Regions from separate parts of the Homo sapiens genome. Here region 2 is linked to region 1. The links are chromatin loops, found by intact Hi-C in ENCODE. Cell type or tissue: PC-3. All regions are shown on one strand. Each heading gives the region's core, and the rest is flanking DNA. Links, peaks and the distances in the headings are about the cores only. Region 1 overlaps SDK1 (sidekick cell adhesion molecule 1). Region 2 overlaps SDK1 (sidekick cell adhesion molecule 1).

Evidence for each region. Hi-C counts contacts between places; a loop is a spot of excess contacts. Peaks named below come from ENCODE experiments on the same cell type or tissue, not always from the same donor. Only the 100,000 strongest peaks of a DNase experiment are listed, where the experiment ranks them.
Region 2: it touches region 1 in a loop (7-fold over the local background); 3 of 110 quality-filtered maps call a loop at or near these places.

Annotation. Positions count from the first base shown.
Region 1 is chr7:3,431,671-3,447,826 of GRCh38, forward strand. All of the region lies in intron 1 of SDK1 (sidekick cell adhesion molecule 1), which reads left to right. It overlaps LOC124901577 (a long non-coding RNA gene), which reads left to right. Exons shown (of 2, transcript XR_007060196.1): 1 at 1-2,639; 2 at 8,399-16,156. Among named protein-coding and RNA genes, the nearest start is that of SDK1-AS1, 88 kb to the left of the region's middle. In PC-3, for the core only: no CTCF peak of the experiment used is centred there; DNase peaks (open chromatin) are centred at 5,231 and 7,831; H3K4me3 peaks cover 1,838 bases; H3K27ac peaks cover 1,503 bases.
Region 2 is chr7:3,374,071-3,390,226 of GRCh38, forward strand. All of the region lies in intron 1 of SDK1 (sidekick cell adhesion molecule 1), which reads left to right. Among named protein-coding and RNA genes, the nearest start is that of SDK1-AS1, 30 kb to the left of the region's middle. In PC-3, for the core only: no CTCF peak of the experiment used is centred there; no DNase peak of the experiment used is centred there; H3K27ac peaks cover 991 bases.

The DNA.
Region 1 (16,156 bases), core at 4,815-12,814:
TGGACTAAGGGAGGATGGGGAGTTTGGAGCTCTGAGATATGAACTGTTTTGCAATGACTAGTTTTGTGACCTTGAGAAAGGACCTTAACCTCTGTCTATGTCTTCATATGTAAAATGGGATCTACCTGATAGAAACATAGGTGCATTCATATGTGAGCAAACTGAATAATTAGATCTCACATAAATCAGGAGTGATTTTTTTTTTAAATGGCTGAAGCCTGCGGTTTATAAAAAGATTCTCCCTAGAATTCCTTTAAGACCTAACCTTTTCTCAGGGGTGTTTAAACTGTGATTAACAAATGTTAAATTATACATCCCAGTTTACAAAATATACCCGTTGAATAGAGTGAGACTAACATGACTTTTTGTCTCATAAAATTATGACAATAACTCAGTCAGTCTGTGTGAAATACTTTGTAAACAGAGCTTTGCAGGCTGCAGTAAAAAAAAAAAAATATATATATGTATTTTATATTTAAAAAATATATATTTTTATATATATATATATCCCCATACCTGAAGATTTTGGGGTGAACTTTTTCCAGGTTAAGAATGACATTAGTGCCAACTGTGCTGTATTTTGGCTATCGTGATGACATTAGTATCATCAAATTGGTCGTGGCATTGGGACACTGGCAGCATGTCATCCTGCCCCAGTCAAGAATGACTGTAGGCAGTTTCAGTTTATCTGTTGCTACTAGAATTTTGATGTAGCAGTGTCAAAAGGTTGATTTGTACTATGGCAATCTTATTCCTAGATGTGAATTCTCCAGGGGGCAAAATATCCTAAAAGCTAACATGTAAACAAGCTCAAAGGATTAATGTAGTAGGAAGAAATAGTAGTTTGTTATATATTCATGTTGAATTTAGGTAACTATTTTAGTTATTTAAAAGATTACTACCGAAGGGAAGAAACATATTTTGCTAGGTTTCGCATAGAAAAACCTGTGTCTGGCTCAAGGTAATACTTGAATTTTAATAGGAACCTAGGTTTGCTGTCTTCCCAGTGTAGACTGTAGCCTGCACTGTCATAGAAGAGTGTTGATTGATCCGGTTGTGAAATAGATGGATACCCACATTTAAGTTGCTTTTGAAAGAGTCAGTTTCCCTCCACAAATATGGCAACAAAATTCTTTTATAATCCACAAATAGAATTTTTCTTCATCTGAAAGAGATTTCTCCTAAACCAGCCTGAAAAATTGCTTTTCTAGGAAGAATTTCATGGCTGAGCCTCATTCTTGTACAGATTCATAGCATGTTATTACTAACTTGTAAATATTCACTTACAGAAGAGAGTGACTAGAATCTTTGAATTCTTTTATATTGGTGTTGAGGTTTCTATCCAAGTTACGCAGTTTTTCATTCATTTTAGAGGAAGATTTTCTCAAACAAGGATTCTTCGTGGTTGCAAAACCTATCCCCAGAGATTCCAGTCAACATAATTCAAGTTGACCAGTGGATTCTAAGTGTGACAGTACGGTGTTTAGCAAGTCCAAGTGAAACCAGATGGAGGTCAGAGAATATGCCTGGCTTCGTCCACATTATCTAGTTATCTGCCTCAACCCTCTAGTTTCAACCAGCTTCAAGTGAATGTTAAACCAGACTGCTGTAATCTACACATGCTTTCACACTTCAAAAGGTGTGTGTTAGTTGATATTTGGTTTAGTCATTTCGTCTCTTGAGAGGAGGGGTTGAAGTTTTTATTTCCAGTAGTATTTTATTTTATTTTATTGGATGAAGTTGTTTTTATTTCTTTTCTCCAGAAGAGGTAAGGAAGGTTCCTGGATTATTGTATTTGGTTGGTAAACTCTCCTCTTTTTCTCTTTCTGTGTCTGCATCTCCTCCTTTTTCTCTTTCCCTATTTCTTCTTCCTCTTCCTTAGGTTTATATGAAATAGAAACAATTTTCTAGCACAATGACTAAGTGAATTGCTACATTAAAGACTGGCTGGCCAAGAAATGGTTAATCTTTGTATGGCAGGCTTTAGGGACCAACATCAAATACAAACATGTTGGAAATCTTTTTGTCATTCCAGCTCAATTGATTCAGAAAAATTTTAAGAGCAATAGTCAGTGCTTGGAGGAAAAAAGAATACTATTGTAAATTTGAGACGTTCTCATCTTGAACATGGCTCTTGTAAATCACAAGCTTGACAACCTTACAGAGTACATACAAGCCGTGGTTGACTTCAGAAATATGTGTTTTAGACACAGTTTTACATGAAAGTCATGATATTGTAAATATAATGATTTATTAATAAGTTTAACTTTTGTTAGGATACTTTGCGCATAACTACCGCAATGCATTAAGAAGGAAGTGTTAAGAATTTTCATCCCACAGATCTGATGATTTAAAGTAGTGTTCCATTTGTGCAGTCAATAGAAGGAGGTGCAACAATGAAACAGAAACAAGGCAAAATCTATCCATATGGGCTCATCTTATGACCTGTTCTTGCTGGTAATTTTGGCGTATTTTGTGATGATTTTTTTTTCCTCTCTTTTTGAAGGCTCAGTAGCTGTACTACTCACTCTACCAGGCCAAAGAGTCAGCGTGATGGAGAGAAGATTAGGAAATCATGTTTTAAAATTCTTCTAATGCAGATGAATATGTCAACATGATTTTTCTTTCATCAGGAGCCTGTAAGAGAATTTCCACCTTGTTCGCCTTGGTTTTGGTATATGAGGTGGACTTTTTACTTAGGTGTCCTCCCTGTTGTTTTGAGGCTATGTGCCCTACGCCACTGTGGTTTACCCTGAGGAAGTTTGCGTAGCTCGCGTGCCAACCACTTCTCTTGGAGAAGACGGAGTGTCATAACTACAGCTAACATTTATTAAGGATCTTGCATGTTTTTCATTTTAATCCTCACAGCTCCTTAAGTATTATCTCCATTTTGTAGATGGGACATCTCTGGCTCAGGCTCAAAGATGTTAAGTAGCTCACCTAAGGTCATTTTGCCAGCTAAGTAACCAAGCTGGGGTTTCAGCCCAAGCCAACTTTACCGAGTGTGGATGGTTTTAACCAGTTCTCTCGATTTGCCTCCCTGTGAGGTGTGAGTTGTTGCCATCATTAACCCAGGCCTATCTGCTTTTGGGGTTCAGAGTTGGAACCATCTGCAGGGAGTGTAGATAGAATCATGGGGGGGGACAGAGCACACCCTAGTGGAGCCTGCCAAGACTCCTCATTGAGCCCAGAAAACTGAGATACAGGTTAGAATTGGCCATTTCATCGCAGTGTTTATTTCATGTTTTCTCATCTCACAGGTGAGTTTTCTAGAGGAAAGATGATGAAGTAAAATTTTACAACAATTTTTGAATACTTTTCCTAACTGTCAAATCTCCGTCTGGATCCCATTAATAAGATACAAAGTTATATCCCAAAAGTACCAAATTATGTAATTCTTTTTCTGATTAGTTCATTGCAACTTGTTCAGCTTCAAATAAATTAAAGATTTCTTAGTTATTGTGATTCTTAATAATTTTGCAAAAGTCTCTGTATTTTTTTTTTTGAAATCTTTTTCTCATTATTTATGGAAGATAGTGATTGGGAGAAAGCAAAATATTAGGCATTAAAACAGATTATACTGGAGAGATCTATTCCAGTGTGATCACCAAATCCACCTATTTTGATACTTGACTTATGAAGGGGACTGCCTTTTTTTTTTTTTTTTTTTTTTTTTTTGAGACGGAGTCTTGCTTTGTTGCCCAGGCTGGAGTGCAGTGACTTGATCTCAGCTCACTGCAACCTCTGCCTCCCGGGTTCAAGCAATTATCCTGCCTCAGGCTCCTGAGTAGCTGGGACTACAGGCACAGACAGTCACGCCCAGCTAATTATTATGATTATGATTATGATTATTATTATTATTATTTTGTATTTTAGTAGAGACGGGGTTTCACCGTGTTGTCCAGGCTGGTTTCGAACTCCTGAGCTCAGGCAATCCGCCCGCTTCGGCCTCCCAAAGTGCTGGGATTACAGGAGTGAGCCACTGCACTCTGTGGGGGCTTTTAAAGAGGAAGTGAAGGGTAACTCATCTCTATCCTACTTTACATGCCCCACCTAAGTCCAACTCCCACTGCCTGTCTTCTAAGGGACATCTTGTGGCTTGTTCTCTGCTCTGCTCGTATTCAGTCTCTACGTCCCTCATGCTTTCTCATGGATTTACAATGATTACTTACTCTCAAACTTATATTTCCAGCCCTAACCTCTCCAGTGATCATTTGTTAACAAGATTGTGTTAAAGGAAGCAACAAAGGTTCTTCTATTGGATGTAGTTGAAAAAGCAGAACTGTTGCTCTGGCCTAAACATTAACTTTGGAGAGGTTTAAATTCTGTTTAGAAGTTATAAATGAGCTTAATATCATGTGATTTGCATGATAAGTTATTTTAAAGAGTTTAAATCCATGATTGTTCAAAATAGGTTGTTTTATTTTCAATATAATATGGTTCTTAATTGTAACATTAATGAACACTGAAGACATTTTTAAGATTCATTTATGTAAAGTGATTTGATGAAGTAAGCTGACATTTGATGGACTTAGTGGAAGTTTAGACCCAATTTGCATTTCAGTGGTATTTTATGGCTGACTTTAGAAAACTTTTTAGATAGGATTTCTCGGTAAATTAAAGGATTTAGAGGGATGATTACGAAATAATTGATTAAAAAGTGTGCAATATTGGTTTTCATTGAACTTAAGCTTGTATGGGTTCAATTTAAAACCTAATTCAATACATTTTAGATTTTATATTTCCCTGAACCTCTTCTGCTGTATTAATTTTGTCATGCTTGTCATTCTAATCTAATGATGATTTAATGTTTGCAAACCTGAATAAATCTGTATGCAAGGAGTTTTGCTGTGTTTTTAATCAATGAAGATTGAAATTTGGCAACTGAGGTGATAAAAAATGAAAAATTTTAAATAGAAAATGAAAATAATGATTATACTTTAGAAAGTACTCTTATTAATGTTCTTGGCTATGAACCATGTAATATTTTTCTCTTATTTTTATCGTGTAATATTTTGAAGGTGACTGAACCTTAAAAGAAGTAATTGCCACTAAATCGTGAAGAATGTTTAAATTAGAACAGATTCTTTGTCCTCACTGTCTTCCCCTTTCCCTGAAATCTGTAGTCTAGAGTTGTGAATAAGAGCCAGAAGAATGTTAAACTGCCTTTTAAAAACTCGTCTACCCTCCCCAAGAACCTACATAGACAATAGAATGTTCTGTAATGAAAGTGTATCTTTACCTCATTATTTATTTATTTTATTGAGCAAAAAATGTAGAACATAGAATGTCTAACGGATTAGTCACAATAAAAAAAATTTCCTGGGTTATATATGTAAGGGGCAGCGGCTGCTCCTCTATCAGTCCAGGAGAGCCTGGTCTGATTTCACATTGCTTTTCTTTCCACATGATCTCATGACACTAAAAGACGATTAATACATCCTTTAAAAATCAATACGGGACATTTTACTGTAGTCCTTCACCTTTATTGTTCAGTACCCTTCAGGGGTGAAAGGAGATATTCCAATGCAAAAAATATGTCTGAAAACCTGAGTGGTAAGTAATAAAAGTTTTTTTTTCTCTTAAAAAGTCTTATAACATTGTTATTTCCCAGATTTGAGGGGTGGGCCTTGGGGTGGAATTAAAAAATCAGTGTAATCATTTGTAAGGACAAAATGCGAGTTTCTATAAAGAATGTTTTAGCATAATGTCACTAATGTTTTGCAGTGTGTAGAGAGCAAACTTTAAAAAAAGATGTGAAAATTTACAAACCAGTAATCCTCTATTTCATGTGCCAGCAGTCAAAATTACGTGTGATCGGCTGGGTGCAGTGGCTCACACTTGTAATCTCAGAGCTTTGGGAAGCTGAGGTGGGAAGATTGCTTGAGGTCAGGAGTTTGAGATCAGCCTGGGCAACAGCAAGACCCCTTCTCTACAAAAAATAAAGTTAGCTGGATGTGATGGTGCGCGCCTGTAGTCCCACCTATTTCAGGGGGCAGGGCTAGGAGTTTCAGGTTTCAGTGAGCTGTGATCGTGCCACTGCACTCCAGCCTGGGTGACAGAGTCGGATCCTGTCTCTGCCAAAAAATTAATAATACTAAAAAAATTAGATATGATTAAGGATACCAAAAAATTATTCAGATACCTTAGTGGAAGCTTTGGCTGAATAGAAGTTCCATCTTTTGTAGTACTGAAACCAAGTGAAGGGATTACGTAGTTGACATCTCTGAAAGAGAGAACGCAGTGGTAATGAGAATACTCCCCCTACGTTTGTGTATGAGCCTTGGCAGTTTCTTTTACACTCTCTCATTTAATCCTCTAAGACCTGAGACATTGTTGGGGCAAGTGGAATTATTCTGCATTTTATAGATGAAGAAATGGACTTGGAATAATTAAGTTATTTACAGCTAACCCGCACCCCAGATCTCTTGACCTAGCCCCCTGCATCCTGCCTTTGCCCCAGAGTGCTTTTAATGTTCTGCATTGCATGGTCTTTTTGTTCATTTTATTTTATGTATCATAGTTAATACTAAACTGAACGTTTGCTGCTAAGACCTATATTATTTTATATTCCCAATGAATATGACTTCTGCATAAAAACATTTAACTAGGGTAATCATTTTATAGTATGTGCCTGTTGTCTCTGCTATATCTATCACCTTCATGTGAAGACAGAGAAAATAGAATATGCTGTGTATTCGAAATAATTTCTTCTTTACAATGATGTATTCTAGATTCTAACATTTACATATGAGAGAAGCTTCATAAATGTTACGTTTTCTGTGGCCGCTATTTCTGTCTTATCTGTGCTGTCTACACAGTGAGGACAGCTGCAGAGACACTGCCAGTCTCATGAAGTGTCCATTGTGAAGGCCCATGTGTCAGTGCTGCTGATGGCATGCAGGAGTTGGTCAGTAGGATGGTTAAGAACATGGGCTCTGGAGTGGACGGTGTCTGGCTTCAATCTGGGGCTGTCACTTAGTTGGTGTGGGACCTCTCATCTCTATTGCCAACCCAAGTTTTTGATTCTTTCTTTCCTCAGTAAACTCTTAATCTTTCTGTCCTTGGAATCTTCTCCTTTCACTTCAAACAACTCATCTGTCTTTATCCTGAAAAGTTTATACTTTACTAAGTTCCATCATTGGCAGCAACCCTGTTTTCTTCCCCTTTGTATTAATATTTTTTTTTTTTTTTTTTTTGAGATGGAGTTTCACTCTTGTTGCCCAGGCTGGAGTGCAGTGGTGCGATCTTGGCTCACTGCAACCTCTGCCTCCTGGGTTGAAGTGATTCTCCTGCCTCAGCCTCCCGAGTAGTTGGGATTACTGTTGCCTGCTACCACGCCCAGCTCACTTTTGTATTTTTAGTAGAGATGGGGTTTTACCACGTTGGCCAGGCTGGTCTCAAACTCCTGACCTCTCGTGATCAGCCTGCCTCAGCCTCCCAAAGTGCTGGGATTACAGGTGTGAATCACCATGCCCGGCCCCCCTTTCTATTAATTATCCAACATCTCAAATGTGCAGTTCATCACATTTTTGGGGTGGTGGTTAGACACAATATAGTTAACCTATTTAGATAAATAAACTCTTTTATTTCCCCTGAGTGAACATTTCATCTAAAACGTGTGTCGCTTTCTTGCTTAAAAACCAATAAAGCTAATGTTTCTCAAGTCATCATATATGAGTAGCATGCAAGCTCCGGATGCAGCTGTTCCTCTAGAGACTACTGTTGCGCTCCTTACAAGCCTCTAGAGCACTAGTGAAGAGTAATGTTAGATTGTTTCGGGTTTGGTCAACCTTTCCTAAGACTCAGTGGACAGCAATCAGTTAATGTGCCAAGAAGCATAAGCTAAATCCAGATTGCAACATACTACTCATTCTGAATCTGTAAGGGAATGCCTCTGTGAGTCACTGTTGTGGGAATGTCCTGGGATGGCATAGTTAATACTTTCTAATGGGATTTAAAAAGTCAGTACATTTCTCTTTTTGAATTTGTTTCTTAATGATCTGATGCACTTTTGGATAAGATACAGCTTGCTTTATAGAACAGAAAAAACATTGTCATTTATACATGATTTAGCTTTATGATCATGATTTAAAGCCACCAGCTTTGTGGGAGGAAGATAGTGAGAATGGCCATGACAGCTTTAACTACACCCTTGAAGACCTCCTTGCTTACTAGAGGGCACTGTGCTGTCCTCAGATGCCCTGAGGCAGGTCAGATTGGGATAATAATTACATTAACTCCCAAACTACCCTGTGCTGGACTTTTTTTTTAAGTTATAGCTCTATGGAGATATAATTGAAATATAGTAAATGGGAAATATTTAAGATATATAATTTGATATGCTTTGACATATTCACAGTAGTCCCCTCTCACCTGCATATTCATTTTTTTGTAGTTTCAGTCACCTGTGGTCCGAAAACATTAAATGGAAATCCGGAAGTAAATAATTCATCAGTTTTAAATTGTGCACCGTCCTGAGTAGTGTGATGGAATCTCGCACCATCCCTTGTGCCCTGTAAAATGAAGGTGTATTCCAGAGAACAAAGGAAGGATGGAGCTTTTATAGAGCATCTTTCTGCCCAGGTTTGCATTCAGGTATATTTTTTCAAATGAAGGAGTCCACCTTGCTTAGTTCAGGTTGCTCAGTGCAAGTGATTTCTGATTGGTTGGTGCAGGCTATACAGTCTGTTGGTTCAGGTGGCCTGAACAGGAATGGTAAGCTGCGAAGGTTCGGAGTTAAACAGATGTGTAGGTTTTCTGGAAACTTGGGGTACATGTGTGACCATTAGACTCAGTTAGCCCCTCAGGATTCATCTTGAGGGATTTGCTCTTTGAGGTTCACAGTGATCAGATCAACTGTTGCAGTATCTCAGTGCTTGTGTTCAAGTAACCCTTATTTTAATTAATAATGACCACAAAGTATAGGAGTAGTGTTGTTGGCAATTAGGATGTGCCAGAGAGAAGATAGAAAGTGCTTCCTTTAAATGAAAAGGTGAACGTTCTTGACTTAAGAAGGAAAGAGAAAAATATGCTGAGGTTGCTAAGATTAAGAACAAATCTATCCATGAAATTGTGAAACAGGACAAGTAAATTTATGCTGGTCTTGCTGTTGCACCTCAAACTGCAAAAGTTATGGCCACAATGTGTATTAAGTGCTTAGTTAAGGTGGAAAGGTAAATTTGTGAGTGGAAGATACGAACCAAAAAGATGTTCCAATTGACAGCAATGTGTTGTGCCAGAATCATTCAGCCTATATGACGACTTGAGCAAGGGATCCCTTGAAATGAGTTACACCAAGTGAGGGATAGTTACACAGATTCAAGAATACAGATAATCAGTAGTAGCCTAATGCTGCGTCACAATGCATACGTCTTTCACCCTACTTCATCTCATTACATAGGCATTGTACCATGTCACATCATTACAAGAAGAAAGGTGAGTATAGTACAGTGAAATATTTTGAGACAGCCCATGTTCACATAACTATTATTACAGTATGTTATAATTCTATTTTATTACTAGTTATTGTTAATATTTTATTTTATGATTTATAAATTAAACTGTATCATAGGTAAATATGAATAGGAAAAAACAGTATATATAGGGTTCAGTACTATCTGGTTTCAGGCATTGACTGGGGCCTTTGAATGTATCTCTTGCAGATAAGGAGGACTCTTGTACATCATGACATGTGTGGATCCAAAATCTCAAAAAAACAAAAAACAAACAAAAAAAAACCAAAATCTCTTTTTGTGTGTGTACATGAATTGTTCCAGCACCATTTGTTGAAAAGGCTTCCCTTCCTTCACTGAATTGCCTATTCACTTTCTTGGAAATCACTTGTCCATGTATGTGTGGATCTATTTTTGGACTCTGTTTTGTTCCGTTGATACATTTGTGTCTCTTTGCAACCACTCTATTTTGATTGCTGTCACTTCATCATAATTCCTGAAGTCAGGTATCATTAGCCTCCCAACTTTGTTTTCCTTTTTAGAAACAGCTTGTTAGTTTCTACCAAAAGATATCCTGAGATTTTGACTGGGATTGCATTGGATCTTGTAAATCAATTTGGGTAGAATAGACATCTTAACAACATCGAGTCATTTCTGAGTCTCTCACATGTAAAACCATTATCTGCGTTTAAAATGTAAACCACTCAGTGTCACCGATCATAAACCAAAAGTGATACTTAGGGTACCTTGAAATTACATTAAGCAGAACACTGGGAATTGGTCTTTTTGCTTGATTTGCCTGAGTGATTCTCCACAAAATCCCCACTTAATATGATAGGTATGAATACGGGATGCCTTATCCAGAGCAGCTCTCCACAAGCATCCTCACGCCACAGATGCCAGTTGACCGTTACGTGTACTCACCTAGCCTGCTGGTACCTGCCAGATGGTGGGCATTTTGGGTGAGATTATGATAGATTTAAGCCAGAGGTTCAGGAATATCCACATTCTCCAAAAAAGAAGATTAAGCCATTATTATTGGGAGCAGCCTAATTCTAGTTATGAAGGAAAGAGATCAGGGTGCCATATGTACTTAGATAGCCATGTCTTTTATAGCACATAGCCTTTCATGTTAAAGCTCCGCATTTTTCTAAAGGAGTATTGATTATAGTAAGGAAGCCAAGGTTCAACTCGTGTATGTGTCAGGTAGCTGGATCATTCATTACCACCATAGGTGACACCCATGTTGATCAGTTACATAAAGACCACAAATGGAATGGTAACTGGGTCATTGCAAATTAACCCTTTCTGAAAGACAGTTCAGGACATATTTATCCTTGAGAGTGAGCCTACACTATCCTCCTAAGACCTCTCTTTTAAGTGGAGAATATACATTTTGGAAACAAGGTTGTATTGTGGTTGAGGGCATGAAGTCAACCTGCCTGAGTTCAAATCACCACTCTGCCCTTTTCTAACTTTTCAAATTTAGGGATTCACTTAGTTTCTCTAAGCCTATTTTCTTTGAGAATATGGAAAATTATTATAGTAACATGGGGAAATTAAAAGTGAGTAATTGTACAAGTTTAGTGCACTTGATATGTTTTGTTTTTAGCATATTTTCTCCATTTTTCCTTTTTCCTTTTGTGTGTTCTTGTTGCCAGTGACTACCTGTGAAATGTAAACTGTTGAGTGAACTGCTTTTGCTTTACTTTCTGTGAATTACTTGTTCTACTCACTGTGTTCTGTCTCTTCCATTCCCTCCGAACACTTTTGATCTTTTCGTTTTGCCCCAGTCTTCTTTCATTTAAAAACTAATTTCTCCCAAGAAGCCTGCTCTATAAAGGATGTGTAGATTAGATGAGGTGTGGGAAGCATGTTTACTTATAAAGCAACACAATACCCTATCCATATCCAGCCTGTAAAAATAAAAATCTAAGTGCTTTTTTTTTTTTTCCCTCCCAAGTAAAGAGAAAAGTTTCAGGGTTATATCCTTAACATGTAATTAAGAGAGTTCAAGATATTTTATGTTCTATATAGCAATGCAGAGAATATTTAATAAGCATTAACAAAAAAACTTAACCTTGTGGTAGATAGCATTGTACTAATTAACAGTTTATTTTATTTAGCTACAAGAACTATGTCAGCATGAGAGCTAACACTACTTATGTTTGACAATTTTAGAATAGGAATAAGGTAAAAATACTCAACAGAGATAATGGTAGCTTGCAAACCGTTTATGTCAAATATATTAAAATTTGGAATAGTTGAAGACTAGAATCCAAATTCAAGAGTAATTAACCAAAATAGTTGACAGATGTCAGCCATGCTAATAAAATTTGTATACCCTGAATATTTTCCAGCTTGTAATTAACTGCACAGATGATGTGATCTGATTTTGTCACTAACTGCTTATTAATGAAGGAGATGATGACTAGTTACAAAATCCATAGTGCTAGCTGAATTCCAAGTTTAAATGTTTCTCATACAGCCGGCATTAATTGGAGCCACACTAGCCTCCATGCTGGTTTGATTTGTGCTTACTTTCTTCATTTGTAATTGCGAAGGGGAAACTGAATTTGTTAAATTCAGCTCTGAGTGACCTTGAAGATAGTAAATCTGTTTTTATTTGGTGGTCAGCAGCGTAATGGCTTTTATTTTTAGATTCTTTCTTATAAATGTATTGTCATCAGGCTAGTGATATCACCATTGGAAGTTGTATAATAAAGTGCAAACTGATTATTTCAAGTTCAGCTAAACCACAGCAGAACATGATGTCAATATGACTGAAGATGTGAACACAGAGTGCTATTAACAAATGGTTTAATAACAAAAGAGCATTATTTATTTCTATCATATACATAGCACGGAAGCCTGAGAAGAAGCAAAAGGATTCAAGAGAGGCGGTTGTGCAGCCTTCCTGCCTGCGCCAGCTCTCTCCCAGACTCCTATACTGCTCTTCCTTCTTTACCTTACGTTGCTGTTTCCCTTTTTACTTCTTTCCCTGGAAAGGGCGGGTTTAATTCTGTCCTTATTTATAAGACAGAGATGTTTGCTACCTCCTGAGCCCAAGTCTGCCAGCTGTTGGCCTTCTTCTTTGGGTGGTCTCCCTGGCAGTGTGGTCTTACAGTATTTATGTCTGCCTGCTAGCTGGTTTTGCCTGTTGGACATCTCCACTTGGATGTCTACCAGACATCCCCAACTTCCATGTTCTTAGTGTCACTTTAATTTTCCTTTCCCCAAATTATTTTCTCTACCGTAGTCTCTTCTTTCTTATTTTTGTATTTCTGTGTTTAGGAGTGCTTAATGAATATTTATTGAGTCAATGGGTGATTTCATGATACAATTATAGTAGCAGGTAGTACTAAAAAGAGGAACTATTTTCTCCTTATTTAAGAACTTTTTATAAGAGAACTCTAGTTTTTCAAAATTCTGTTTAAAATGGGCCACCCAGAACTGGACACACTCTTCTGTTGTTCGTTAGTGTTCGCCTTAGATGGCCCCACCTCTCTGTCCCCTCTCTCTAGCTATGTATATTTCTTTTCAACAGTCAGTTGTTAGATTGCTGTCCTTGATTGGTTTTCTGTTTTCAGTAGGCCAGTCCCCAGCTAAATTGGGTGACCAACTTGGCTAATGTCCAGTTTTATCTAAAGTGATGTTCCCTGTTTGCACAGATGACTTTTTAAAATCTCCTGCAAATGTGATCCCCTTTAGAGCCCTACCTGCATGGTTTGAATAGCCTCAGTAGCCAATTTCACAAACAAAAATGTAAGGTCTATGTGATGTAGAGTAATAAGATAAGAAACTATTTCCTACTTACAAACTACTTTGAAAAATTTTGAAAGATGAGTTTAAAATGTTTAAAACATTGGTAATACCAGCAGAGTCAGTAGGCATATTTGTAGGATACTTAGTATAAATTTTGGTGTATTTATTTTCTTAAAATAAATCACAGTGAAATCATATTATTGTATCTTATAAAATGCCTTACTCTGTTGAAAAGGCAGATTTATATTAAAAACCTACTAGCTGCATTTATATTAAAATTGTTCACCTTATTAACAGGTCAAACAATATATTCTTTTAAGAATTCACATTTTAACACTTGGGTTTCAGCTGATAAAACTTATATGCATTTGGGTATAATCTTAGATACCTACAAAACAGCACCAAGACAAAAATGGGCTCAATAATAATGAGAGAGCAAGTATTTTAAAGAAAACAGAATTTACTGACTTTTACCATGGTTAGGTTAAGTTAGGTTAAACTGTGGAAGGAAATTGTGCTGTCTCTCCCCTAAAAAGTTTAAGAGCAAATTATCATCTTGAATGGTTTAGTTATTCACATGACTGAAGTTAGGAACCATTCCTTTTAACTTTTTATTTTGAAATAATTATAGATGTGTAAGGACTTGCAAAGATAGTACAGAGAGCTCTTTGTGCTCCTCACCTGGTTGCTCCTAATGGATATTGCTTATATAATTTAGTACACATCAAAATCAGAAAACTGACATTGGTACAATGTATATGTGTGGTTCTATGTCATTTTATGAACCTTCCTTGAACTCTTCTTACCCCACACTGTTTATAACTGTCTTACATATTTCTTCTACACACATTAAGAATCACATTAGACAATATTATTTTTGTTTCAGCCATCAAACATAATTTAGAAAACTCAAGAGAAGACAGTCTATTGTGTTTACCCATATTTTTGCTTATGTTTTTTCTTCCTTCCTTTCCTTCCTGATGTTCTAATATTCTCTTATCACTTTTGTTTTTTTCAACTTTCTTTACATATTCTTGAGGGTCGGTCTACTGGAGACAAATTCTCTTTATTATTTCAACTGAGAATGTCTTAATTTTTATCTTCATTTGCCAAGGATAATTTTGCTGGATATAGAATTTGCAGTTGACAGCTCTTTTCTTTCAGCCCTTGAAAAATGTTCTATTGCTCCCTTCTGGTCCTCTTTAGTTTCTAATGAGAAATTCTGTCATTTGAGTTGGTTTCCCTGTTAGGTAAGATCTCATTTCTTTCTCAAGACATGCTAATAATCATAAGATTGGTTATTGTAATTCAAGCAGCTACTATGTGCTTGGCATGGTGTATGCTGTCTGTAACCTTGAAACCCTCTATTATCTCTATTTTGTGGATAAAGAATCTGAAACTCATGCAAGTACATTAACTTAGCTAAGGTCACACAATTTAGAAATGTTTGAGTTAAGGTATGAACCAAGGCTTGTGTGCATCTAAAATTTTTGCACTTTATCATACAATTGCGGAAAGTTGGAGACAATCTTATAGTTGATAAGTTTTCTACCAGCATCTTACAGCAAAAATTACAATTTTTCTGCCAGTCCTTTCTTTGACTTTGAGTAGAATCTTAAAAAGACACTGTGTAAGAGCCACGAAACTTCCTTGCAGAAGCTGTATCATGCTAAATGTTTTGGATCAATTCAACTCAATTTAATAAGTCTCTGCTTTTAATTTCATTTTCTCACCGTGCATTATAAAATAGCATTTGTAGAATAAGTTAATAATAATTTTAAGCAATACCTATTTTCAAACAAGACAAAATTATTATTCTATTTGAATTCAATCCCTAACAAATAACTAGTATCAAATCAGTGGTACTGCAAAGAATAGTTAATATCCAGGGTATTGTTTTAGCTGCAAGTGTTTGTGGATTACTGAACAGTCAAGTGGGTTTGCTTTGAGATTATTGCTTTCCCATGTGTTTATTCTCTTCACAGTCTTTTTCAGTTGTTGCCTGGTTCATCTTTTTAGACATCATGTAATTGGTAGAACAACAGTCAAGAAAAAGGTTGAAAAAAAATACAGATGAGTTCTCTGGAGATACGATGAAGCAATCTGAGTGAATCATGATGTGCAGTGGGCTTTAGGTTTCTATTTTTGTGCAAGGGACCGATTATAGAGCTCTGAACTTGAAATCTTATTAAAATCTCTGAAGATGCAGTAGAATACATCTCATTTAAGAAGTGTTCTCTAAGAGATTTATAATTCAGTATTGTTTATATATGTCTTAGTATATTAGATATTATTCATTAACCTATATTAGAGGAGACAATATTTTACTTAATATTTTCTTAAGTTACAAAAGTAAAATAACTTAATAGTAACAATTGGAATGATTAACATATTGTGAAGCGAAACTTATCTTTACCCTAGCTGATTGTGTACCATCTCTTCTCAAATAATGTGATATTAATCTCCAACTGATGTTAACATTGTAGGGTGTATCTCTTCATACTCTTCCCCATGCTCAAACAAGTACACACACACACTCACTTACTCTTCACATGTGTTGGACTTCAATAATAATAAATGTATGCTTCATAAATTGGACCATTCGCTAAGTTGCCCCCCACCCCATTCTTCTAGGACAGTATGTATAGAACAGAATCACTTAAAATTAACTGGAGTGTATTCTATAGTATGAATGTACTAATTAATTCAGTTATTGCATATTGATGTACATTTGGGTGGCTTCCTGTGAGGTATTGTTTTTTGTTTCTGTTATAAACAATGAGACGGTAAATATCTTAGCTTATATATCTTTTTTTTTTTTTTTTTTTTTTGAGATAGAGTTTCACTCTCGTTGCCCAGGCTGGAGTGCAATGGCATGATCTCGGCTCACCGCAACCTCTGCCTCCCGGGTTCAAGTGATTCTCCTGCCTCAGCCT
Region 2 (16,156 bases), core at 3,278-11,277, 59 kb before region 1:
TTTTTCTTTTTTTTAACTTGACACTCTGATATCCACGGTAATTGGAGCAATGGAAGTCTTGGATTTGCTGCAGTGTGTTTTGCATAGTTGAAGGACTGGGGAATTGGGGGAGAGCTGAGTCTGGAATCAGGAACCCACTGTTGCCTAAAGTGGCTCACTCCTTATGAGCAATACCACCCCACTTAACTGATCTGAAGTTTTCCACTTGGGATATGTTCCTTTTCTGGAAGACTTGTGACTTCTGCCCCCAAGCTGTGCACAGGAGGACTCACTGTCATCAGATGCTGTGGTTACACAAAATATTTTTTTCTACAATTGATTTTCTTCACATAAATCGTGTACTTGTCAAGTCTTTGGAGGTTGGGTTGCCTTACTGTAGTGTCATAGCCAGTCACAGACCTGGCAGCAGTGCATTGTAACTCTGAAAGCCCTTCAGTGGCTGCCACCAGAAGGTCTCTCTCCTGCATACTCCTTTGGCCACTATACAGGTCTTCCAATTTAACCTACACTATATTTTTACTGGCCTTTTTTCCAGTGCTTTGAATAAGGTACGTTTTTCCCCACCCCAGAACCTTTACATATTCTGTTCCCTCTGCCTAGACCAATTTCTAACCATGCTCTGCTCCTCCAGTCCCCACTACACACACCCACACCCCCACACCCCCGGTCAACTCTAATTCACCTTTCAGGTCTCAGATTCAGTAATATTTCTTCAAAGAGACTTTTTAAAATTTTTCAGAATTGATTAGGTCCCCTTGTTATGCCCATTATTTCAGATTGTATGCTTTTTTTCCCACAGCACTTAGGTGTAATCATGTATTTTATGCAGTTTCTTTATAGTCTGTCACTCCCATTGAAGGACACAGACTGTGTCTCTTTAGTTCACTATCGTATATCTAACACCTGTAATTGTATGTGCCACATAGTAGACATTCGTTAAATATTTTTTAGTGAATTAATGTGCAGTGATTTTAAGCAAGTATTAGTTGAATAACGTTTTACATGTTTAATGATGCTGCATACGCATTTTCCGATAGTGTCTACCACGGTTTATCACAGAGGCCAGTGTGGGCTCTCACATGTAATAAAGCTAATCTGAAGTTAATTTGCAAAAAAAAAAAAAAATTGTGCATTGTGAGAAAATTTTAGAAAACAAACACTAGTGGAGACTTGCCTTTACATGTCACAAACTTATGCTAAAGCTGTAATTGTTAAATCAGTATAATACTGACCCAGGACTAGACAGAAAATGAAATAAAGTCTAGAAGTAAGCCCAAGTACATATGGGGGTTTAGTGTGTGTTCAATGTATTTCATTTTAAAGTAGTGTAAAATAGATGGTTGGTTATCAGCCTGCAAGTTGGCTCCCAGTGATCATTGCCTTGTAGTATTCTTATCCGTGTATAGACTCTCCTTACATGTGTAGGGCTGACCTGTGTAACCAGTAGGATAGAATGAAGAGGATAGTGTGTGACTTCCAAGGGTAAATCATACAAGACATTGTAACCTCTGTCTTGTGCTCCCTTGCATCATTTGCTCTTGGGGGAGCTGGCTACCTTTCGTGAGGACACTCAAGCAACTCTGTGGAGAAGTCCTTGTGGAGAGGAACTGAGGCCTTGGTCAACCGCCACCATCAACTTGCCTGCCATGTGGGTGAGCCATCTGGGAAGTGGATCCTCCAGCCCCAGGGAAGCCTTCAGATGACGGCAGCTCTGGGAGGCATCTTGCCTGCAACCTCATGTGGATACAGCTAAACCAGAGCCACAGAACTAAGCTGCTCCTGAATTTCTGACTCACAGAAATGGTGTGAGAAAATGCTGATTGCTGTTTTAAGCCATGAAGTTTTGGGGTAATTCATATACAGCAATAAGTAACTGATCAGATGGATTATTCAGTCAGTGGTGTGGGGATAGCCAGCTAGAATTGGGGAAAAAATAAGTTGGATTCTTACTGAATTCTGCATCAAGAAAATTCCAGATGTGCTGGGCATGGTAGCTTATGCCTGCAATCCTAGTGCTTTGGGAGGCTGAGGTAGGAGGATTGCTTGGGCCCAGGAGTTTGAGGCTGCAGTGAGCCATGATCATGCCTCTGCACTCCAGCCCGGGTGACAGAGTGAGACCCTGCCTTGGGGGAAAAAAAGAAAATCTCAGATGGATCAAATATTTAAATGTAAAAATGGAACCGTTAATTTATTATAAGCCTGAAAAATTTTAAACTTTTGGGGTGGAGAAGGATTTCCTAACTATGAATATGCAATCCCCAAGCCATAAATTAAAATAACAAACCTTATAAACAGGGTGAAAGATAAACCACCAATTAGGAAGATTTGAGCAACCTGTATTACAAAAGGCAGTGTCTCGGAGAACTCTTAAAAATCAGTAAGAAGACTCTATAAATGGGATGGCTGAGGACACGAACAGGCAATTCACAAAGTAGAAATAAATGTATGAACAGATATTAGCCAAGAAATATAATTTAGAACAATGAGAGGTCACATTGTATTTACCAGATTCACAGAGGTGAAAAAGACCGACAAGGTTAAAGAGATTCCTTGATTGGCAGGAAGATTATACGGTGTGGGTGGGGACACAGATTTGTCTGACTTTTCTGGAGGGCAGTCTAGTAACATGTCTCAAAATGCAAATACCAAATGAGTGCACATTGATTCAGCTATTGTGTAAATTTATGCTAAGGTAATCGGACACACACAGAAAGATGTGTATACTGTTAAAAAAAAATCCCGAATTTCAAAAATGTCAAATTTTCTTCCTTTTTCTTTTCTTTCTTTTTTTCCTCTATTTCCCCTTCTATTGTCTCTCTTTCCAGTTCCTCTTGGACTTTCCTGGATCTGTCTCCACTTCTCAACATTGTACTCATACCTTTTAAATCTTGGTTTCTTCTCAATATTAGTAATTTCTTTAATTTTAACTTCCTTGTTGCCAACTCTCTATTCTGAAATCGATTCTAACATTCAGCCCTGCTTCGAAAAGTTTATTTTGGCAATTACTTTTGCAAAACTAATTTCTGATAAATTTTTTCTTTTAGGATTCTGTTCTGTAGTGGGTGTATAGCTGTTCAATCTCTCTGAGGATATGAATTAGAGTTTTAAAAACTTGCCTTAGACACGTTGATTGTGGCTGTTTCTCCCAGGGTTTGTGGCTGTGTGTCTTCATCTTGCTCCTTCCCTCCCATGCTTTAAGATCTTCAAGTCCTGATGGTCCTCAGCTAAATATCCATGTTTAACGATAAAGGACTAGGTTAATTAATACTGCAGCTGCCGCAGGTTTTCTCTGTAGTTGTGTGGACATTCCAGCTGCCCCCTGCGCTAAATGGAGGATGGACTGCAGGCTCTGGAATGTGGTCAGGTTGCTTGGCAAGCTTCCCCGTGGGGTGCTGTTTGGGTGGGGAAAGCTGGGTTCCCCCCACACTGCTATCATAAGCAGTACTTGGTCAGGAGGTGCAGCAGTGTACCCTGTCAGGCAGAGCTGCTGCTTTTCATCCCACGACTCCCCGTCTCTGTGTCTGTTGTAACAGTTCTGAGTTCCCTTTGTTCTCTCTCAAGCCCTAATGTCCACACCTGAAGCTCTCCACAGAGAACTCATCCATGTTGGGTTCCTTTTTCACTGCCACACACAGGGCAGGGGGCTGTGTGTGGGGGTGCTTCCTAGCCACGCTGTTCCAAACTATATTTTTATTTTATCATTTATTTATTATATATTTATTTTTGGAGACAGAGTCTCACTCTGTTGCCCAGGCTGGAGTGCAGTGGCACGATCTCGGCTCACTGCAACCTCCGCCTCCTGGGCTCAAGCAATTCTCCTGCGTCAGCCTCCCGAGTAGCTGGGATTACAGGTGCACGCCACCATGCCCAGCTAATTTTTGTATTTTAGTAAAGATGGGGGTTTCACCATGTTGGCCAGGCTGGTCTTGAACTCCTGGGCTCAAGTGATCCGCCTGCCTCGGCTTCCCAAAGTGCTGGGATTACAGGCATGAACCACTGCGCCGGCCCCCAAACTCTATTTTTAAATCAACTTCTTGTTGAGCCACTCTTGCCTGTATTTGTTGGCTCTGAGCTTCTCTTGGATCCCTTGAGAACTGCTCTCAGTCATCTTTCGGGGGCTACAATTAACATTGTTCTGTCTTCCAAGAGTCCCTCATAGTTTTGGTCTCACATATTTTGTGTTTTCTAGGCATTCCATAAAATATATGGTCTGCTGATGGCACTGGTTTTTTGTCTTGCAGGATTCTTTAATTCTACTTAAAAACAAAAGTCCTTGTTAGTTCATAAGACCTTGGGTGGGACGGGAGGTAGACATTTGTGCTCAGATGACCTGTTCTTTTTTCTGTGGGTGTTATCACTTGCGTTTCTTCGAGCATATTCACTTTGACATTTTCTTCTGCTTACTGTATCAGCCATGTACCCAGGGGTCAGGAGTGTACACATACACATGAGGAAACCTTGAGGTCGGGCAGGGATTTGGATCCAGGCTGTGACTCCAAAGCCTGCCCTCTTAACCTCTCTGCTGTCTCTTCTGTTTGTGCAGTGGGGGGCCCTCTTTCATGCTGTTTGTTTACTTCAAAGGCTTGGTGTTTCTTGTATTTCTGTTCACATTTGTAGGTAAGGATCTGCAACTCAGCGTTGCGTGAAGGTTCTCACGCAGGAGCTCAGCTTCAGGTGACTTTGCAGGGGAAGGGCAGGGAGCATATAGCGGGGCAGGGTATTCACTCTGCTGCCCTGCTCGCTGGGGGGCCGGCGGGGTGGGCTTCTGCTCCACGGAGTTGGTCACTTTGTCGGCTCTGCTGTCTTCCTTGTTAGGACCTCTCATCGGAGAGTTGCATGCATGCTCACCGACCTCCCACCCCTTCCCCGGAGCAGACCCCTGAGTCAGACAGTTCAAACGAGGACTTGCTCAGCTCTTCCAGCTTCTCGTTAATTACTTGGCCAATTATCTATGGCCTGCTTCTCCTGGCCTGTGCTGCACTGATAATGGGATTATGCTGAGCTTCTGCTGAGGAAACTTTTCAACTGACATGGGTTCCTTCTATTTCTTTAGATTTGCCATCATTGGTCCCGTCACTTTTCTAGAAATTTAATCTGTTCCACAACTCTTTATTGTGCGGGGCAATGTGCTGGGCATTAGAAAATAATGGTGAAGAGAAGACCTGTCACGATGGAGCTTATGTATGGTCTTGTTGGGGAGACAGGCATTAAACAATTAATTTGCACACACGTAGTTCTTGTTCTGTGAGGAGAAGTTGCCCTGCGCTGAGGGGGCATATGAAAAGGCTAACTTACTGGGAGAGGGGTTGCCATGGAAGTCCACCTGGAGCACGTGTGACAATTGACCTGAGATTCCAAGGAAGAAAAGGAGTGACTCAGTGACCGGGAATGGGGATAAGAGTGTTCCAAGCTTTGGAAACAGGATGGGGAAAGACCTTTATTCGTAGATGGAGGGGAACGGGGTCTGCCAGCATCACTCCTCAAGGACATTTACTATTGCTGTGGTTCATTTTCATTCTGTATTTTTCTTCTGTTTAATGGGATTTGGGAGGAAGAAAAAGATGAACTTGGTTTTGATCCAAGTAACCTCAGAGAATAATGACGTGGGAGCATTTTACAATGCAAACAATAAATGGAAAAGCATGAATTTATGTACTGTATGTGAAATATATAGACACATACATACATATAGGCTGAACATCCCAAATCCGAAATTTGCAATGTTCCAAAATCCAAAACTTCTTGAGCCACCTACATGATGCTCAAACTGAGTGCTCATTGGAGCATTTCAGATTTCGTATTTTTCTATTTGGGATGCTCAGCTAGTTGATATGAGGCAGATATTCCCAAATCTGAAAAAGATTCAAAACCTAATCCAAAAATCCAAAGGCTCTCTGGTCCTGAACCTTTCAGATAAGGGATTTTCAACCTGTATTTAATATTGGGAAGCAATATACCAATACCAAAAACGTTGTCTGTGAGAGGTGAGATGACAAATGATTTTTATTACCTTTTTAAAACTCCTAATTTGAATTTCAACTTTTCTATGACTGTGGATTGTTTTTATAATCAGAAAAAAAGTTCCTAAAATGATGTTTATCTTATGGTTTGGCTTATGTAAATGCAGAGTTTGTCACTAGGTCAATATCCGCAACATTATAAAGATGTTACTGTGTACTTACTGGAAATGGCCTGTGATTGGTGACAAAGCTGACTTACACAAAGGAGAACATTATCCTTAGGAATTCTTGCTAGTATCTCATAATGTAATTGTTTTAACGTTGTTAAATGGTTCACAGTGATCAGAGACTTAAAATCTTTGTCTCCTACACAGCGTTTTAAGAGTTACAGAAAAGCTATCATTTTGAGCTACCTTGAGACTGAAGTGTCTGCAGAATAGCACTTACATATTCAGGCTGACAATATGTGTTTGAGGAATTGGCGGTTCAGTTTGGCCAACTTTGGTGTTGTAACACTTGAGATTGTATTAAGCTGCAAGTAACAAATTCAGATGAACAGTTGCTTAACCAAGTAACTTAAAGGCACAAGCTTTAAGCTTTTAACGTTTTCAAGTTCAGGTCATGTAGGGGAGCTATGTCATTAAGGAGACTGACTCTTTCTGTCTTCTTGATTTACTGTAGAGTACGGCTTTTGACCTCATCATAACAGAGTGGCTGCTGCCCCTCTAGAAACTCCATCTGTGATTCAGGCGAAAGGGAAGGGCCTGCTAGTTGGCTTGTCCTTTTTATTTTTTATCAGAAAAATAGTAGCTTTCAAAGAAACCACCCCCATTAGACTTCCGTTTATATTTCAGTGACCAGAACTGTGAGAAAGCCGTCTTTAGCTGCAAGGAAACCTGAGAAATCAAGCTTTTGTGGTTATGTTTTTCAAACTGGAGCACATTGCTGTTCAAAACAAAATCAGAGTTCTGTTAATAAATAAGGAGAGAATGGATATTGGTAGGCAACTTGCTGTGTCAGCTGCAGGAGTTATGTGCTTAGAGGTGGTAATTGAAGTCAAGAGTGTGATTAACATTACTCAGGGGGAGTATACAGAGTAAGAAGAGAATCCATGAAGGGACTGAAAGGAAGTTTAGTGTTGAAGAGACTGGCAGAAGAATAGGTATTCTCAAAGGGAACCAAGAACGAGGGGCAAGTGGGAGGAGGTGGTCACCTGGAGGGTGTGGACCAGTGGTACACAGGTTAGGAGAGGGGGAAGGGCAGAGTTTACATTGCCCGTATGCTGGCGAGTGAAGTCCACTAGGAACTGAGACATGAACTTGAGGCTTAGCAAAAGAGAGCGACTTAGAGAAAGAGCACCCGCACTGGTGACTGTGGGCTGCATGGTGAAGGGGGGCAAAGCAGTGACAGCGGGAGTGAGCCCCTCTCAAAAACTGATGCCAACTACGCAGGACAGAGAGGGGGCGGGGAAGGGGGAGTGACCTGAGGGAGACTGGGGCTCAAGAAAAGCCTTTTTGTGTTGGTTGTTTTAAAGGCTGGCGATACTGTAGCATGCTTAGTTCTAAGGAGAGGAAGGGCCATTAAAGACGTTTGAGAAGGATCCTAGAAGGATTGTATTTTCCAACGGAGGTGGAAGGGGTTGAGATCCACAGCCCAGGGGATATGCTTTGAAGGAAGGAGAAAAGCACCTCTCCTTCCCTAAAAGAAGGCAGGAAAGGTGTGTGGACAGAAATTCTAGAGAGCATGAAATGCGGGTAATTGGGCTGCAATAAGAATCCAGTCATGGTTAGAGAACCTGAATTTAATTAAGGTCAGTGTATGTCTGTAGAGTGCCATTATCTTACATAGAAATTATTTTTGAAAATTTTAGTTGACATTTTTGAATGATACCTACTAGTACTACAGATAATAGAAGCATAAATATGCACAAAAGCAGTTAAAACTTAACCGTTCGTCTTAAAGTAATTTATAACTAATACTTATTGATGCCCTACTCTGTCTCAGTCAAAAAGCTAAACACCTTCCCTATGCACAAGAAAAACCTATGCAGTAGGCGTTACTAGTTGTCCTCATTTTATTTTTATTTTTTATTTTTTTTCAAACTTAAACATTTTTTTTTGTGTAGAGACAGGGTCTACCTTTGTTTCCCAGGCTGGTCTCCAACTCCTGGGCTCAAGTGATCCTCCCGCCTCTGCCTCCCAAAGTGCTGGGATTACAGGCATGAACCATAGCACCCACCCTTTATCCCCATTTTAAAGATGACAAAACCTAGGCTCAAAGAACTTAACATGTTCTAGATCACGTGGCTAGTAAGTGGTGACACCAGAATTTGAACCACGTATCTGACTCCAGAGTGGTGGTGCCAGCTGCTGTTCTGTGGATTGAGCCATATGAAATTGACTATTTAGCAAGAGAAATATAAAACATCGGCATTTTTATATGTCTCTACCTAATACACTTCCTCACCTCAATCATTGCCAAGGTCAGTGGACTGCTTACTTGGTGCCAGGCATTGCCCTAAGTGTTTTGATTGCCATAATCTGTTGTAATATTTTGAAATATTTGCAGTCTTAATTGTCCTGATTTAAAAAATCATGTTTTTGAATATGATAATATACTTTAAATGAGTATGTTTGATTAGCGATGTTGCTTTTTCCTATGTTGGCAAAATTATATTTTGAGGAAACGATTAGAAATATTGGCAAAACATAGAGAAAAATCATTACACATCTAGTGTCTCACAACATGAATAGTTTTTTGGGGCATTTTTCACAACATCTGATTCATTGAGTGGTAGTCCCCCAAGAGATACCTGTGAATTGGTTTTTAATTCAGTAGATTTCTGTTTTATTGTATATTTGTTGACTTGTGATCAACATATATTCTCTTCTATTTTTGAAGCTTATTTTGGGTAAAAAGAAAGATTACCTTTCTATCTTCTCACTTTATCCCCAACTTATGAATACCATAGGTATCAACCAGTGATATTACTAGCAAATCACCCACTCTCCCACTTTACTAATAAAATGTTGTCTTGAATTCTTGCATTTCCGCTAAAAAAAATCCCATTCAAAATTATGAATTTAGAAATGGGATGAAAGCTGAGTGCAGTGGCTCAGGCCTATAATCCTGGCAATTTGAAAGGCTGAGGTGGGGGGATCAATTGAGCCAAGAATGTGAGACCAGCCTGGGCAATAGTGAGACCCTGTCACTACCAAAACATAACAAAAATTAGCCTGGTGTGGTGGCATGTGCCTGTGGTTCCAGCTACTAGGGAGACTGAGATGGAAGGATCACTTGAGCCCCAGAGGTTAAGATTGCAGTGAATTATGATTGTGCCACTGCACTCCAGCCTGGGTGACAGCGAGACCCTGTTTCTATTAAAAAAACACATGGGGTGATTTCCCTCTCCCCAGTTTGGAAGTCTTCAATAAAAGGATAAAAAGATGTGAAGCGGTTTTAGCCATCTCTTTTTGGCCTCCATGTAATCAGATTTTGTGCTTATTTGAGACACTTAAAAAGTATCTGGCTAATTGTGCTCTCTGTTTTGAGGACCTGATCTTAAACTGGATGGTCTTGATATTTTCGTGTAACTTTTAGTTCAGGTACAAGAATTCTTTAAAGAGGCATGGACAATTAATTACACGACTGAGAAAAATAATTTCCCCCAAGTTAATTGCACAAATTACTGTAGCCCTAAAAGGTTAATGATTATCAAACATCTTTGATGCATAGAGCCTATTAAATGCCAGTATCATTTGAATAATTTAACTAGAGTAGTCCTTTCACAAATGGGTCTCATCCAAAGGACAACAGTAAATAGTGCCTTTAAAAATATTTTCTCTTTAGAGAAACGTGTTCAAACCCTTCAGCTGGAGTCAATCTTATGGGTCACAACACATTCTTACATTTCAGAATATAAGACATTAAAACATTTTATATTTTAAATGATTTAGATCATTTATTATCCTTATAGAACTACTGAGGTTTTACTTGAAGCTTGTAAGTTAAATTTTTGTATTTTATACAGAGTTAGCTTAGGCCGTGATTAGGTAGAAATAATGGGCAGTTATCACTGTATTTATTTGAAATGAAACTTCTTTTACAGCTATTCATGGAAGAAAACTTTAATATTGTATTAAAGCTTTTATTTTATCTTTAAATGCCAACTTTATTATGTATTTCTTAAAATTGATCTTCCAGTATTTTTTATGTATACTTTTTAGTGCTTTATAGTTATTAGCAGGTTCCACAGTAGTAACTGAAATATACTCTGATTTTCATTTTTATTTTATAAAACTTTGATTTTTAATAACATATGCTGAAGGACACTCTGAAGAGTACTAATTTTTTTCAGGGATGCTTTTCCAAAAAGGATTCTGTGGTTCAATAAACTTGGGAAAGACTGCGTCCTATATGCTTTTAGAAGAGTCACAGTGTATACTCACATACTGAAGGATTTGAGAAATGCTAGAGCAAATAAATCTAACGTTGTCTAACCCAGTGTTTCCCAAGCTTGTCTGAAGACAGACATTTCCACTCTTGTTTTACATCATACCCTCGAACATCGAAGGACTTCGCTGATTTGTGTTCTACACAACCGTCTTGAGATACGCTGTTAGATTAGCTGTAGCTTCCCTTGCCACATCGCGAATTTCCAGCATTCAAATGCAGCAGGCATGTTTATCTGCTGCACTTACACCTACGTGTACATATGTATATAAATATACCAGTATACATCAATATGTACATTTGAAGCGTATATGCACACTTACATAGGTACACACATATATGTATGCTTGTATTTTTATTTTACTTACTGCAGTACCCGTAGTATATAGCAGATAGTGAAATCAGAAAATAATTGTTGAGTAAATGGATGAGAGAGTTTCACCAGTCTGTGGCATACGCCCTGCTGCCTTCTTCAGGATGCAGAAAACCCTGTCCCCTGGCTTAAAGTGTGACATTCTGGAGAAAGTAGATGTGCTCTCTCTAGAGACACCTGAAACATCAAACACAAACAGTTTGTCAGTACTGTTTCAATATTAAGTCTGTCAGAGGGAAAAGACCCTGAATTTTGGGTCAGGAGACCTGGGTTCAGGTATGGATTCTACCACTTTCCACTCACGTCATCTTAGGCAAGTTATGGGCTTTTTCTGAGCCTCAGTTTTTCTCCTCTATGAATTGATAATACCTTGTAAGACTGTTGAAATATCTATAGAAGACATCAAAAACTTATTTTTAACCAATTGGAAGGTACGCTGTGAATGTATTATCCTGATACAGGTGAAAGCTTTATTAAAAAACAAATGTAACTTAACATTTCCATTTCATATATATAGGGGAAGAAAATTCCCATTTTTTGGTGAAGATACTAATTTTCATAAGTAATGAACATAAAAAAATATATTTTTTTACTGTTAGCAGACAATAATTTTTTTTCTACTGTTTAAAAACTTCCATCCTTTTTTTCTAATAAAAAAACTCCAGAATCTTCCTGGATTAGCCTCAGACCCATCGCACCTGCTGGTCTCTCTGCCTGGAATCTTCTTTAAAACAAGGTGACTTGCCATTTCTTTCCATCTTATTTCAGCTCTCAGTCAACCTCTCACTTCCCTGCCCACCAAAATACAGCCCCCGTATGTATCTCTTTATCCCTTTACCTACTTTATTTTCCTTTATAATTCTTATCAGACATTTTATTGCACATATCATTAGTGAGGTGAGATGGAGATCATATTTTGTGGCGATTAGTAAGGGATTGTAATATCTCTCAATAACAAAATTGCTTTAGACCAAATTTTTGTTTGCTTATATGATTTTTACACCCATTATTTCAGCACTTTAATGACTCTGTCAGATGTATAGGTTAGTTAGTAGTCATACTTCTGTAAAATTCTCTAGTAGAATCAAAATACATGTGCTCTCCCTTTCCTCTGCATGGATTTTTTTTTTCCACATGAGGGAAGCTGTGGTAAATAATGTTATAGATTTTCACTCGTTAGTAATATTACTCAAATAAACGATGGGAAAATGTTTCTCTTGACAGGATTGAGTAGGTAGACATAGGAATTCATGGAACCACTTATGTTAAAATTGATAACTTTAAAAAAAATTGGATAGCAGAAATAAGACTTGTTTTATGTATTAGCATCCAGCCAAATTATCATAACTGATTGTGTAGTGTAAGGTTAGTGATACAAAGATGTGCAAGATTTGGTTTTATACTTTATCTATTAGAAGTTTGGGTTTGGTGATACTTTTAATACCATGCAGATTGCAGTTTTAGCTATCATGAATTTCTGAATATTTTATGTAAAACAAAGATGTTGCCTTTAAAAGAGTTAAAGTTGAAGTTTTTTAGGCTAGAATGTGATTTAGCTTTATATAGCTTTTTGTCAGACTCTTGGAATCATTTCAAAACACACTCATATTTTGTTTAGAGTTAACAGAGCTGTCTAGAAGTAATTTCTAGTTTCTCCTAGGCTACTCATGATGTTTGAATTATTTTCCGTATTCTCTGCTGAGAGATTCTTGTGGAAGTAGACTTTCTGAGCTTCTATAAACATTTTCCTTCTGGAACTATGCCCAGTCCACCTGTTCACCATTTACAGGGAAATGCTGCTTTCCTAATGAAAATCAAGCCCAGATTTTCCAGTTCAGCTTCTGTAGGTAGGGAGTGCAGCTGTACTGGGCAGCCTCCAGTGAGTCCCGGGGACTTGACTTCTTGCAGGTTTTCTGCTGATGGCAGCTGCTATCACCATGTTTATCTTTTGGGGGACTGGATGCTGCTCCTTCTTCAACGTTTTGGCCCAAGAGTAGACAACATATGTCATAACTAACACAAGGCTGTCATGTTTAAAGACATCTTTACTGAATGCTGCAGAGGAATAAAGAGAGGAAAACCCAGAGAGCTCCATGAATCATGAATTCAGGCATTCTAACTTTAGAGCTATGGCACATTCATCTTCAGTTAGTTGAGATGGTTGCTTGCATGTAAGTGGCTTTTCACATTTCAAAAATGGTTTCCCAAGTGAGCATATGTTTACTCTTGGCTGACACGCCTCTGAACCAGCCCCAAGTTGGTGTGCATGGTGCTAGGGCATGATTTCAGGCCCGACTCATACCCCCAAGCTAGACACCTTTGTGCAGAGTACATCTATATGTGTACTAGGGATTGCCTACTGAGGTTTTTCCTAGTTCTCCCTTTACCTTCAGAAGGCATAGAGCACCTTTAATAGCCCTCCTGCCTTGGCCCTCATCCTCCCTCCCCACCAACCCCTGAATTCCTTTAGAGATTCCTCATCTCCTCAAAGTCCAGAGGTGGGCTGTCTTCTCCCACCTCCTTGTAGGAGCTCACCCTGATGAAGGTTATTTCATTTCTGAAGCTCTGTCTCCTTTTTGGCAACTGGCACCAGCAAGGATCAGATCCTTCTAAAACTGTCTCCTGTTTATAACAGAATCTGACACTTCCAACATCATGTAAGAGCTGCATATGCCAATCACAGTGGAGTTTTTAATCCTGTACCCAGGTCTGTTGTGAGGATAAATGGTAATTCCCATTGCATTTTTGTGTGTGATAAAGTATATTGCTTAAGAGAGTTCTGGGGATGTATAGTGGTGATGATTACACAACGATGTGAATGTATGTAGTATCACTGAACTGTACATTTAATGTTTAAGGTGGTAATCTTTTGTTACCTGTCTATTACCACAATAAAAATGGAAAAATATATTGCTTAATAAAATAATACTTGATAAAGTCCATGCAGTGTTTACTACATGTCAGTACCATTTTGAACATTGTACACGTTGCGGTTTACTTAATCCTCACAACAACCCTGTTAAGTAGCTAATATTATAATCCTTATTTGACACATGAGAAAAATGTGCTACATAGAAGTTACATAATTTGCTATTAAGTGAGAGAACGAGATTCAAACCAAAGTTGTTTAGCTCCATAGCTCATGCTGTCAACCACTATGTTAATACAAATCTGCATTGTCCTAATTTTATTCTATATTTATGTTCAGATAGAAGGCACTCTGGGAATCTGGAGACTGGGGTTCTCAGTTCTGGCTCTGTGACTGCACCACATTTGTGACTGTGACCAGAGTAGCTTCTCTAGTCTTCAGTTATTTTAGTTATAAAATGAGATGGGATAAGGTTCACTGTTAAATTTCTATTTATAAATGCTGTGGATGTGTATATATTTTTATGTATGTAAAGTTCTGAGGTTGAATAAGCCTTATTTTCTCTGTGGTCTAAACCATACCTATGGAATCTCATCTGTCAAACGCTATGTGATTGAAGATTAAAAAAAAAATCTCATCTGTCAAACGCTATGTGATTGAAGATTAAAAAAAAAAAAGGAAAATTTTATTTGAAGAGACTGGGTCTCATTTTGTTGCCCAGACTTGAGTGCAGTGGCAAGATCATAGCTCATTGTATTCTCAAACTCCTAGGCTCAAGCGATCCCCCCATCTTAGCTTCCCAAAGAATTGTTATTAAATCTCATTTAGAAAAGTTGAATTTCTCAAATATTAACTTTGATGATATAATACTCACCACATAAGTAGTAGTTGTGTGTACTTTCTAGTTTGAAACGTATAAGCTGTTTCGTGCATTAGTGGAGATGAGATATTAAAAATTATTCCTTGACATTTTTAAGAGTTGATAAAGGGAGAATTTTATAAAGTATGATATATGTAACTATATTATATTATGGGATGCAATTTTAAATGAGATTTCTGTCACACTAAGTCAACGTGTGTTTATCGAGTACCTACTGTGTCAGGCACATGCTTGATGCTAGAGTATACAGATGATAAAGAGAAGGTGGCCTGCCCAAATGGAGTTTACATTCCAGTGGGAAAGCTGGTAATCAACAAGTAAACAAATGAGAGAATACAATTAATAGCAGCCGTGATACCTGCTGGAAAGGAAATAGCATTATCCTGTGATACAGAATCACTGATGGGGTCAACTTTTTGGTAGCGTAGTTTGGAAAGGCCTCTCAGGAAATGACATTTTAAGTAAAAGCTGACAGAAGGACCACAAGGAATGAGTGGTGGGAGGAATAAGGGCAGATGTAAAGGAGTGGGGGGAGAATAGCATTCTAGACAAATGTGGAAGGCTAAATAATGTTACCCCAATGATGTCCAGGTTCTAATTCCTAGAACCAGTGAATGTTACCTTCAGTGATAAAATGAGACTACAGATATGATTAAGTTAAAGATTTTGAGATGGAGAGATTATCCTGGATTATCTGGGTGGGCTCCAAATACAATTACAAGTGACCTTATAAGAGAGAGGAAACAGGATATTTAACTAAAGAGAAGACAACTACGAGACATAAACAGAGCAAAGCAGAGTCAGAGAAAATGCTACACCTCTGGTATTGAAGTTGGAGGAATGGGCCATGAGCCAAGGACAAGGGAGTGTAGCTCTACCATCACCTTCACTGTCATTCCTTTAGACTCATATTTTGGACTTCTGGCCTCTAGGACTGTAAGATAATAAAGGTATGTTATTTTAAGCCATAGGTCTATTGTAGTTTGTTACAGCAGCAACAGAAAACTAATACAGGATAGGTGTGGTGGCTCAAGTCTGTAGTCCAAGCTACTCAGGAGGCTGAGGCAGGGGAATTGCTTGAGCCTGGGAGGTAGAGGGAGCAGTGAGCTGTGATCGTGCCACTGCACTCCACAGCCTGGGCAACAGAAATAAACAAAAACAAAAAACTAACGTGGAAGTTGGTACCTGGAGGTGGGGTGCTGTGGTAACAAATATCTGAAAATGTGGAAGCAGCTTTAGAAGTGGTGATTGAGTAGAGGCTTGAAAAATTTTGAGGTACATGATTAAAAAACCCCAGGTTGCCTTGAACAGACTGTTCAAGTGTTTAATGTAGATATTAAAGACTGCTGGTGAGGGCTTAGAAGGAAATGAGCTTGTTATTGGTAAGTGGGGGAAAGTGGATCATTGTTATATAGTGGCAGAAACTGTAGCTGAATTGTGTCTTAGAGCTCTACGGAAAGCAGAATTTGTAAGTGATGAAGTTGGCTATTTAGGAGGAGATTTCCAAGCAAATTGTTGAAGGTACTGCTTGGATTCTTCTTGCTGCTTATAGTAAAATGTGAGAAGAAATTCTAACTGTGGTCTGCAGCTTCAGCTTCATGCCGGAGGGTTCCAGGGTGCCC